Linked DNA regions of Homo sapiens: region 1 is linked to region 2. Evidence: chromatin loops called from intact Hi-C (ENCODE). Cell type or tissue: heart right ventricle. All regions are shown on one strand. Each heading gives the region's core, and the rest is flanking DNA. Links, peaks and the distances in the headings are about the cores only. Region 1 overlaps LINC01285 (long intergenic non-protein coding RNA 1285). Region 2 overlaps LONRF3 (LON peptidase N-terminal domain and ring finger 3).

The links. Peaks named below come from ENCODE experiments on the same cell type or tissue, not always from the same donor. Only the 100,000 strongest peaks of a DNase experiment are listed, where the experiment ranks them.
Region 1: a loop joins it to region 2, with 4 times the contacts of the local background. A loop is called at or near these places in 6 of 110 quality-filtered maps.

The regions. Positions count from the first base shown.
Region 1 is chrX:118,860,202-118,864,596 of GRCh38, forward strand. The region is part of intron 6 of LINC01285 (long intergenic non-protein coding RNA 1285); the gene reads left to right. Among named protein-coding and RNA genes, the nearest start is that of LINC01285, 23 kb to the left of the region's middle. In heart right ventricle, for the core only: no CTCF peak of the experiment used is centred there; no DNase peak of the experiment used is centred there.
Region 2 is chrX:119,002,949-119,007,343 of GRCh38, forward strand. It overlaps LONRF3 (LON peptidase N-terminal domain and ring finger 3), which reads left to right. Exons shown (of 11, transcript NM_001031855.3): 6 at 3,173-3,287. Among named protein-coding and RNA genes, the nearest start is that of LONRF3, 31 kb to the left of the region's middle. In heart right ventricle, for the core only: a CTCF peak has its summit at 2,159 (motif pointing right); a DNase peak (open chromatin) is centred at 2,183.

The DNA.
Region 1 (4,395 bases), core at 67-4,066, 140 kb before region 2:
GATATGATTGAATTGCTGCAATCTCATGATAAAACTTGAACAGATGAGGTATTGCTTCTTATGGATGAGCAAAGAAAGTGGATTTTTGAGATGGAATTTACTCCTGGTGAAGATGCTGTGAACATTGTTGAAATGACAACAAAGGATTTAGAATATGACATAAACTTAGTTGATAAAGCAGTGGCAGGGTTTGAGAGGACTGACTCCAATTTTGAAAGAAGTTTCACTGTGGGTAAAATGCTATCAAATAGCATGGCATGCTATAAAGAAATCTTTTGGGCCAGGTGCAGTGGCTCATGCCTGTAATCCCAACATTTTGGGAGGCCGAGGTGGGTGGATCACGAGGTCAAGAGATTGAGACCATCCCGGCTAACATGGTGAAACCCCATCTCTATTAAAAATACAAAAAAATTAGCTGGGCATGGTGGCACATGCCTGTAGTCCCAGCTGAGGCAGGAGAATCACTTGAACCCCGGAGATGGAGGCTACAGTGAGCCAAGATTGTGCCATTGCACTCTAACTTAGTGACAGAGCAAGACTCTGTCTAAAAATAAATAAATAAATAAATAATCTTTTAGGCCAGTCGTGGTGGCTCACGCCTGTAATCCTAGCACTTTGGGAGGCTGAGACGGGCAGATTGCCTGAGCTCAGGAGTTCCAGACCAGCCTGGGCAACACAGCGAAACCCCATCTCTACTAAAATACAAAAATCGGCTGGGCGTGGTGGCGGGCGCCTGTAATCCCAGCTATTCAGGAGGCTGAGGCATGAGAATTGCATGAACCCTGGAGGCGGAAGTTGCAGAGAGCTGAGATCTTGCCACTGTACTCCAGCCTGTGAAACTCTGTCTAAAAAAAAAGAAAAGAAAGAAAGAAGGAAAGAAGAAAGAAAGAAAGAAAGAAAGAAAGAAAGAAAGAAAGAAAGAAAGAAGGAAAGAAAGAAGGAAAGAAGGAAAGAAAGAAAGAAAGAAAGAAAGAAAGAAAGAAAGAAAGAAAGAAAGAAAGAAAGAAAGAAATCTATCTTTTGGAAAGGAAGAGTCAATTGATGTGGCAAACCTCACTGTTGTCTTATTTTAAGAAATTGCCCCAGCCACCCTAACCTTCAGCAACCACCACCCTGATCAGGCAGGAGCCATCAACCTCAAGTCAAGACCTCCCACCAGCAAAAAGATTATGACTTGCTGAAGGCTCAGATGATCATTAGTATTTTTTAGCAATAAAGTATCTTAAATTAAGGCATGTTTATTGTTTTTATAGGCACAATGCTATTGCACAATTAGTACACTATAGTATAGTGTAAACATGACTTTTATATGCACTGGGAAACCAAAAAAATTGTGTGACTCACTTTATTACGATATTCACTTTATTACAGTGGTCTGGAACCCAACCCACAATACCTTCAAGGTATGCCTGTATTTCCCCTTTCTTTCCCAGTAACAAAATTTTAATTCTTCAATTTCACATTTTCCCGTCTTCCTCTTCCTATTTTGATCTCTGCTGTTGGTTGCCACTTTCTTTGCTAAGTTTCCTTTCCTTTCCCAACATCAAATCCTAAGTTTTATTCCCTTTTCTGTATATTTAATTTCAGTTATTTTGTGCGATTTCTAGCACAACTTTTAAGTAACTGAAGATATATAACTCTGAGCCAGTTAGAATCCCTTAGACTTATGTGATCCTTCCAAGGAGTTCAAAGTAATTCACCTTAAAAATTAAACTATTCCACTGTAGTACTTCATTTATCATCTCCAGATATCTGGAGACTAGGTAGGGGCGACTTTTACCCTTCCTATTTTAAGAATGGACAAATCGAGATTTCGAGATGATAAATAACTTTTCCATCATCATTATCCTGCTGGTTCTTTGATGTCCAGACCAAAGTAATGAAATGATGACCTGTGAATTCTACATTATTACCTCCTTCCTTGATTAAAAATGACACTGGGACAGGCTGAGGGAGACTGCTGTGCATTGTATGGGAGTGAATAATCTGGCAGAGGCAGAACTCTATAGTTAGGCATCCCTAAAAGGCAGGGACCCCAGCATCTAAACAATCCTCCTTTGATATCCTGTGTCTGGCTGGGCCTTTGGCATCTGGCCCAGCGCTCCCAGCAGAACCCTGTGGTAATCCTTGCCTACAGAGTATGGGGATGCAGTGAGCATTTAGCTGCCAAGAATGTTATAGACAATAGAAATAGAGAAGTTTCAAGTGTTCCTTCCTAGAGTAGCAAGTGACAGCTTAGGATGGGAGGGAGAATGGCCTTCTCTATAGCTTACCAAATGAGTTAGTGACTATGAAAGTGGTTTCTAAGTAGTAAAAATATGGAACACACGATGGTTATTGCTGTGACATTATAAATTGCCTGTGTTGTTTTTCCCCCAAGGTTTGTAAGAAGACCACAGAGATCTCAAATATTGCTACAGTCATGAGCTCAGCCTCCTGAGTAGCTGGGATTACAGGTGCCCGCCACCACATCTAGCTAATTTTTGTATTTTTAATAGAAGTAACACTTACAGTTCCCCTAGGCACAATGCAGAGATTCTCCTCTGTGGAAGTTAGAGCAAATTCCCCAGGCTAGTGTTACCCCTGCTTTGTCAGCACTTACTTCATTTTCTGAAAGAAGAATCTGGCGTGGCTTCATCTTTATTCCTAATTGTTCTTCCCAATTTTCTGTCATTCAAAGCCTTCTGAGCTCTAGGGAGTTGAGTGGAGGACAGGGGAGCTTGAGGCATGGCCTGATCCCAGGCTTATATTCCATAGTACAGCATTTATCCCCAGGTCGGGCCTCTGGCATCCTCTGCTCTCTGAAAATCTGCTCCAAATCTGGATGGAAGAAACAGTCGCAAACTCCCTCAAACACACAGAGGTAGCCTTACAGCATTAAAGGTCTGTTATTCTTCAGACATTTTCTAGTCCCTTGTTTATAACGTAGCTCTAAAGAGTCCTGTAATCTGGTTACCTAGCTGCACAGATTAGAAGCAACAGGCAGATATATTGCAGTGGGGGAGGGAGGGAAGAAGCTCAGACAAACTGATGGAGGAAGTGCCTGCTGAAGGCCTGAAACCCTGGGAGGAGGCAGGAAAACAAAATAGCATAACGTAATGAAGGATGTGATTGTGATTACCCTGAGTAAGCTGGAAAAAGGTTCAAGTGGGCTGGGGAATCTGGAAAACATGTTATATAAACATGTATATTTCACATGTCATGAAAATACTGTTTAAAATTTTTGGCATTTAAGGGATAAGGTTCCCTTATCTATACAAATCCAGTTATTTCTAAGTCTGCCATAACTCACCTAAACCAGAATTATGAGTATTTCCTATAGTGACAATATAATGCTTTTTTATAGTAAGGATTTGAAGCCCTGTTTTTGTGAGTGTGATTCAGGCATCGTGTGAGAATGTGATTGGAATGCTGAATTCATTCATTCCCTGATTTGGTACGCATATAGAAGTGTTAGCCAGGTGCGGTGGCTCACGCCTGTAATCCTAGCACTTTGGAAGGCTGAGGTGGGCAGATTGCCTGTGCTCAGGAGTTCGAGACCAGCCTGGGCAACATGGTGAAACTCCGTCTTTACTAAAATACAAAAAATTAGCTGGGTGTGGTGGCGCTCGCCTGTAGTCCCAGCTACTCAGGAGGCTGAGGCACGAGAATTGCTTGACCCTGAGAGGCAGAGAGGTTGCAGTGAGCCGAGATTGCGCCACTGCACTCCAGCCTGGGTGGCACAGCAAAACTCTGAGTCCAAAAAACAAACAAAAAAAAGTGTCACATTTCAGCCTTCATACAAGGCTCTCTCAACCGCCCTTAGACTTTTCCTCACATTTCTTTCATTGGCCCAGGAGTTGCTTTTGATCCTCCATGGAAGCCTGAGCTGTGGAAGACTGCATCTCAGGACTGGAGGTCCCAAACAGGAAGTGACTTCAATCTTCAGGAAAGTCACTGCCTGGTTGTCACCTGGATTCACGTTCAGTGTACCGATGAACTAACTAGCCCAGTGCATTTGTCACTGCTTCTGAGTCAAGCCTGGGCAGGGCACAGAGGCTGGTGTACAGATTCTACCTTGTGAACTGTCCTGCTCGCAAGGCCATAAGCTTTCTGAACAGCTGCTGTGAACTGGCAGGTGCTGGGTGGGAGGTGATGCTGGTTGTGCCAGAGCTTTCTGGTGCTGTCATATGCTTCTACAATTACCTCCCTTCTTTTGCTTGCAGATTCATAGTTTGGCCACACATCTTTGCCAGCAGGAAGGTCTGTTTTATTCACTCCTCTCACTGACCCTCCCCCCACCCCCAGTCCATGACAGAGAGTATGATTGACTTGGCTCAAAGCAAAGAAGCAGCAAGGCTGCAGAGCCCATAAAGCAGTCAGAAACATGTCTCACTTAGCTCTTGTAATTGTGAT
Region 2 (4,395 bases), core at 269-4,268:
CCACCACAGTCTGCTAATTTTTATGGGATTTTGCCATGTTGGCCAGGCTGGTCTTGAGCTCCTCACCCCAGATGATCCACCCGCCTCAGCCTCAGAGTGCTGGGGTTACAGGTGTGAGCCACTGCACCCAGCCAAAAGCTCTTCATTTTAATACAGTCAAAATTATCAATCTTTTCATTTATAGACAGGGTCAGAATTCATTTTTTTTACCTTCAGGTCATAAAGATATTCTCCTATTTTATCTTTATTTTCTTTTATTTGACTAATTAATTTATTTGAGACATGGGGTGTCAAACTCCTGGTCTCAAGCAATCCTCTTGCCTCAGCACCCCCGCCTCAAGTAGCTGGGATTAGAGGTGCCAGCCACTGTGCCTGGCTATTTCATCTTATGAACGTTTTATTGTTCTGCTTTTCACATTTATTTTTACAGCCCACATGGAATTGATTTTTGCGAATGATATGAGAGATGATCCAATTTCATTTCCCCCTATAGATAGCCAACTCTCCTAATACCATTTATTGAGAATGCTATTTATGTATTGAAAATCTTTCCCCCATCTGCTTTGAAGTGGCACATTTGTCATAAATCAAGAATCCACGTCTGGATCTGTTTCTGGGCTTTCTGTTCTGTTCCCCGAGTCTATTTGTCCTTGTGCTAGTCATATACTGTTTTAATCACTGCAGCTTTATATGTTCTGTAATCTGGTAGAGTGAGTCCTCCCACATCGTTGCTCTTCAGATGTATCTTGGCTCTTGGCCCTTTGCTTTTCCTTATAAAGTTTAGAAATCAACTTGTCAAGTTCTACAAAAATAAACAAATGAAATAACCCATTGAGGTTTTTTATTGGGACTTAGTTGTTTAATTTCTTTCAATGAGGTGTTTGTAGCTTTTTCCAATAGAGGTCTCCTACAACTGTTGTTAGATTTCTTCCTGGACACTTGATTTTTAAAAGGAGTTGCAAATGTTATCTTTAAGATGATGACATTTCTAATGTCTATTGCTGGTATATAGAACTATAATTGTGTGTGCACGTGTGTGTGTATTTATCTAGTAACTTTGTTAATTCCATTCTTATTCTAATAATCATTTGTAGATTCTTTTAGATTTTTCTAAGTTCACCATCATATCATTTGTGAATAATGACAGATTTGTTTTTTTCCTCTCCAGTTCTCATTTTTTTTCTTGCCTTAGTGCACTGAGACCTCCATAGTAAATAGTTTTTCTTTTTTAAATAACTTTGCTTTTTGGCCAATTTGATAACTAAAATTTATTAGTTTTAATTAATTTGTTAAACAAATTAACTACTTTTTAAACAGAATCATAAAATTCAAAAAGTACCAAAAAGTTGAATACATGAAAAGTCTCTCTCCTCCTCCAGACCTCCATTGGCTTGTTAAAAATATCCCATTTCTGCTGGTCTCCTTGACCTGCTGAATCTGGAACTTTAGCCAGTGGAGCTTCACAATGTATGGGTTTTTTTGCTCCACACGTAACTGATATTTGAAGACCAATACAGTAAGTTTGCCTATGCAGAGATTAATGGGATTGTGTAACACAGTGATCCTCAATCTTGGCTGTACATTAAAACCACTGGGAGGCTTAAAAAAAATTTCTGATGCCTGTCCTGTACACTGGGCCTACTGATCTGAATCTCTGTAGGTGCTGTAGTGGGCATCTAGAGTTTTCATAGGCTCCCCAGGTGACTGGGGGAGGCAGGAAGGAGGGCTTACAAAGGGGCATGAGGAAACATTTGGGAGGGATGGGTATGTTTCCTATCTTGATTGTGGCGATGGTTTCATAAGTGTGTACATATGTCAGAACTTATCAAATTGTACACTTTACGTCTGTTCCATTTATTTTATGTCAATTTTGCATCAGTAAAGCTGTTTAAAGATAAAGCTGTTCAGGTGATTCTGATGCACAGCAATGGTTGAGAATTATTGTTGTAATAGAAAAGGCACATGACTGAAGTGGAAGTTGGATAGACTTTCATCTGTCAACAGTTGGCTGTGCGCACTTAGACAAGTAACTTCAACCCCTGTGGACCTCAGGTTCATTCTAGTTAGTGGGTTCAGTTTCTTCTCAAGTACTTTTCAGCTGGCATGTTGCTTCTTCTACTCAGTCTGGCAGTGCTGGCCAGGCTGCTGGTGCACCTCCTGGCCACACGAGGGAGCCGTGCAGCTGGCAGCCTCTGACTCTCCACTGAACACTCTTGTGAGGTGAAAATAGGCTGGTCAGGCAGGGGTCTTTCCCTTCTTCCTGTGCTGCTCCTCTTGGTGAGTGCAAGCCCCACTCCTCAACGGTCATCTTCAGCTACCCTCACTCACTGATCTCGCTGCAGGTGAGCCTTTTTTTAAGCAAAGCAAATCCATTAATTTCTGAAGGTACAGAACAAATTTATAAAAGGATTCCCACATTGCTTTGAAAATATCCTGTTCTCCCCAAGCAATTAAAATAGTACCAAATTGAAGTATATGTATGTATATATATGTATGTACACATGTAAATGTATGTATATATGTGTGTATATGCATCAATATAGATCCATATCTAGTCTATATCAGTAAGCACACTAACAATACTATTCTCCTGCCCCTATGAAAATTATCTATATAAAAGGCAGTTATGTTTGTTAGAGGTACAATTTTGATATCCTTCAGGCATTAACATTGCTTAGACGAAAAGAGGAATCAAGGTTAGCAAACGGTTTTTTTCCATGGTAATATGATGTAAAGTGCTTAAATGGGTAAATGTGTAAGAGAGAGAATGTGTGTGCGTGTGTGTGTGTTTGTGTGTGTGTGTTTACATATACTCAGGTGAACAGGTTGGCTAAATATTTTCGGAATGGAATTTATCCAGACACTCTGTGCATTAATCTCTATTTTTCTTGGACCAGACAGGGCAAAAAATCTGAATTCCCCAGAAGAGATAGACTAGAATTGATGTTACAAAATGATCTAGCTATGCCCTAAACTTTAATAAATGTATTTTAATCCAGCTCAAAAATGAAAGGCAAATGTTTATCTGAAGTATAACAATAGCGACTTTTTAAAAAGAACTCCTCCCCCACCCTAAAATATTCTAAATAATGCTTTAAAAACTTAGCTTTGAGTCACTCTTTTATTTTTGGTCTTATTGCAGTTTTCTTCCATTTTGATTCCTAAATTTCAGATTATTCTATGAGCCAGTCACAACACCTTGCGGGCATACTTTTTGCTTAAAATGCCTAGAAAGATGCCTAGATCACAACGCAAAGTGTCCATTGTGCAAAGACGGTCTTTCACAGGTAAATCAATATTTCTTTCTTGTTTGGTTTAAATCAGTATTTCTTTCTTGTTTTGTTTAGTTTATTTGGAATTGGGCACTAAGACAGTGTTCAACTGGACCCCCAGCCACGGCACTGTGGTAGGGCACATTACTCCCTCAAACCATCTATTTCTCCTGTCTTCTTTTTTTTTTTTTTTTTTTTTGACTGAGTCTCCACTCTCCCACCCAGGCTGGAGTGCAGTGGCGTGATCGCGGGTCACTGCAACCTCCGCCTCCTGGGTTCCAGCAGTTCTCCTGCCTCAGCCTCCCAAGTAGCTGGGATTACAGGCGCATGCCACCACGCTCGGCTAATTTTTGTTTTGTTTTGTTTTGTTTTGTTTTGTTTTGTTGAGACGGAGTCTCGCTCTGTCGCCCAGGCTGGAGGGCAGTGACGTGATCTCCACTCACTGCAAGCTCCGCCTCCCGGGTTCATGCCATTCTCCTGCCTCAGCCTCCCCGAGTAGCTGGGACTACAGGCGCCCGCCACCACGCCTGGCTAATTTTTTGTATTTTTAGTAGAGACGGGGTTTCACCGTGTTAACCAGGATGATCTGGATCTCCTGACCTCATGATCCACCCGCCTCGGCCTCCCAAAGTGCTGGGATTACAGGCGTGAGCCACCACGCCCGGCCTAATTTTTGTATTTTTAGTAGAAATGGGGTTTCACCATATTGGTCAGGCTGGTCTCGAACTCCTGACCTCAGGTGATCCACCCACCTCAGCCTCCCAAAGTGCTGGGATTACAGGCATGAGCCACCACGCCCAGCCTATTTCTCCTGTCTTATAGCCACTGTCCCCCTCTCCATAAAGTCCTTCAGGAAAATGAGGCAACATGCAGCTTTTTATGCAGTGTAAGTAGGGAAATTAATTTGTGTTGGAAACGAAAGTATTAAATAGATGATAAACTTGGATCCTGGTTCTAATGTCATCGTGGCACCTGATACACTGTAATCTTGAGTAAATCTTTTGTCCCCTCTAGGATTGGACTAGGTAAGCCCTGATGTTCCCTTATCATCAGTGTTTATTCTGTGGCTTGAAGATAACAGCTCCAAAGGCCCCAGAAGAACCTCACAGAACTTCAGTGTGAT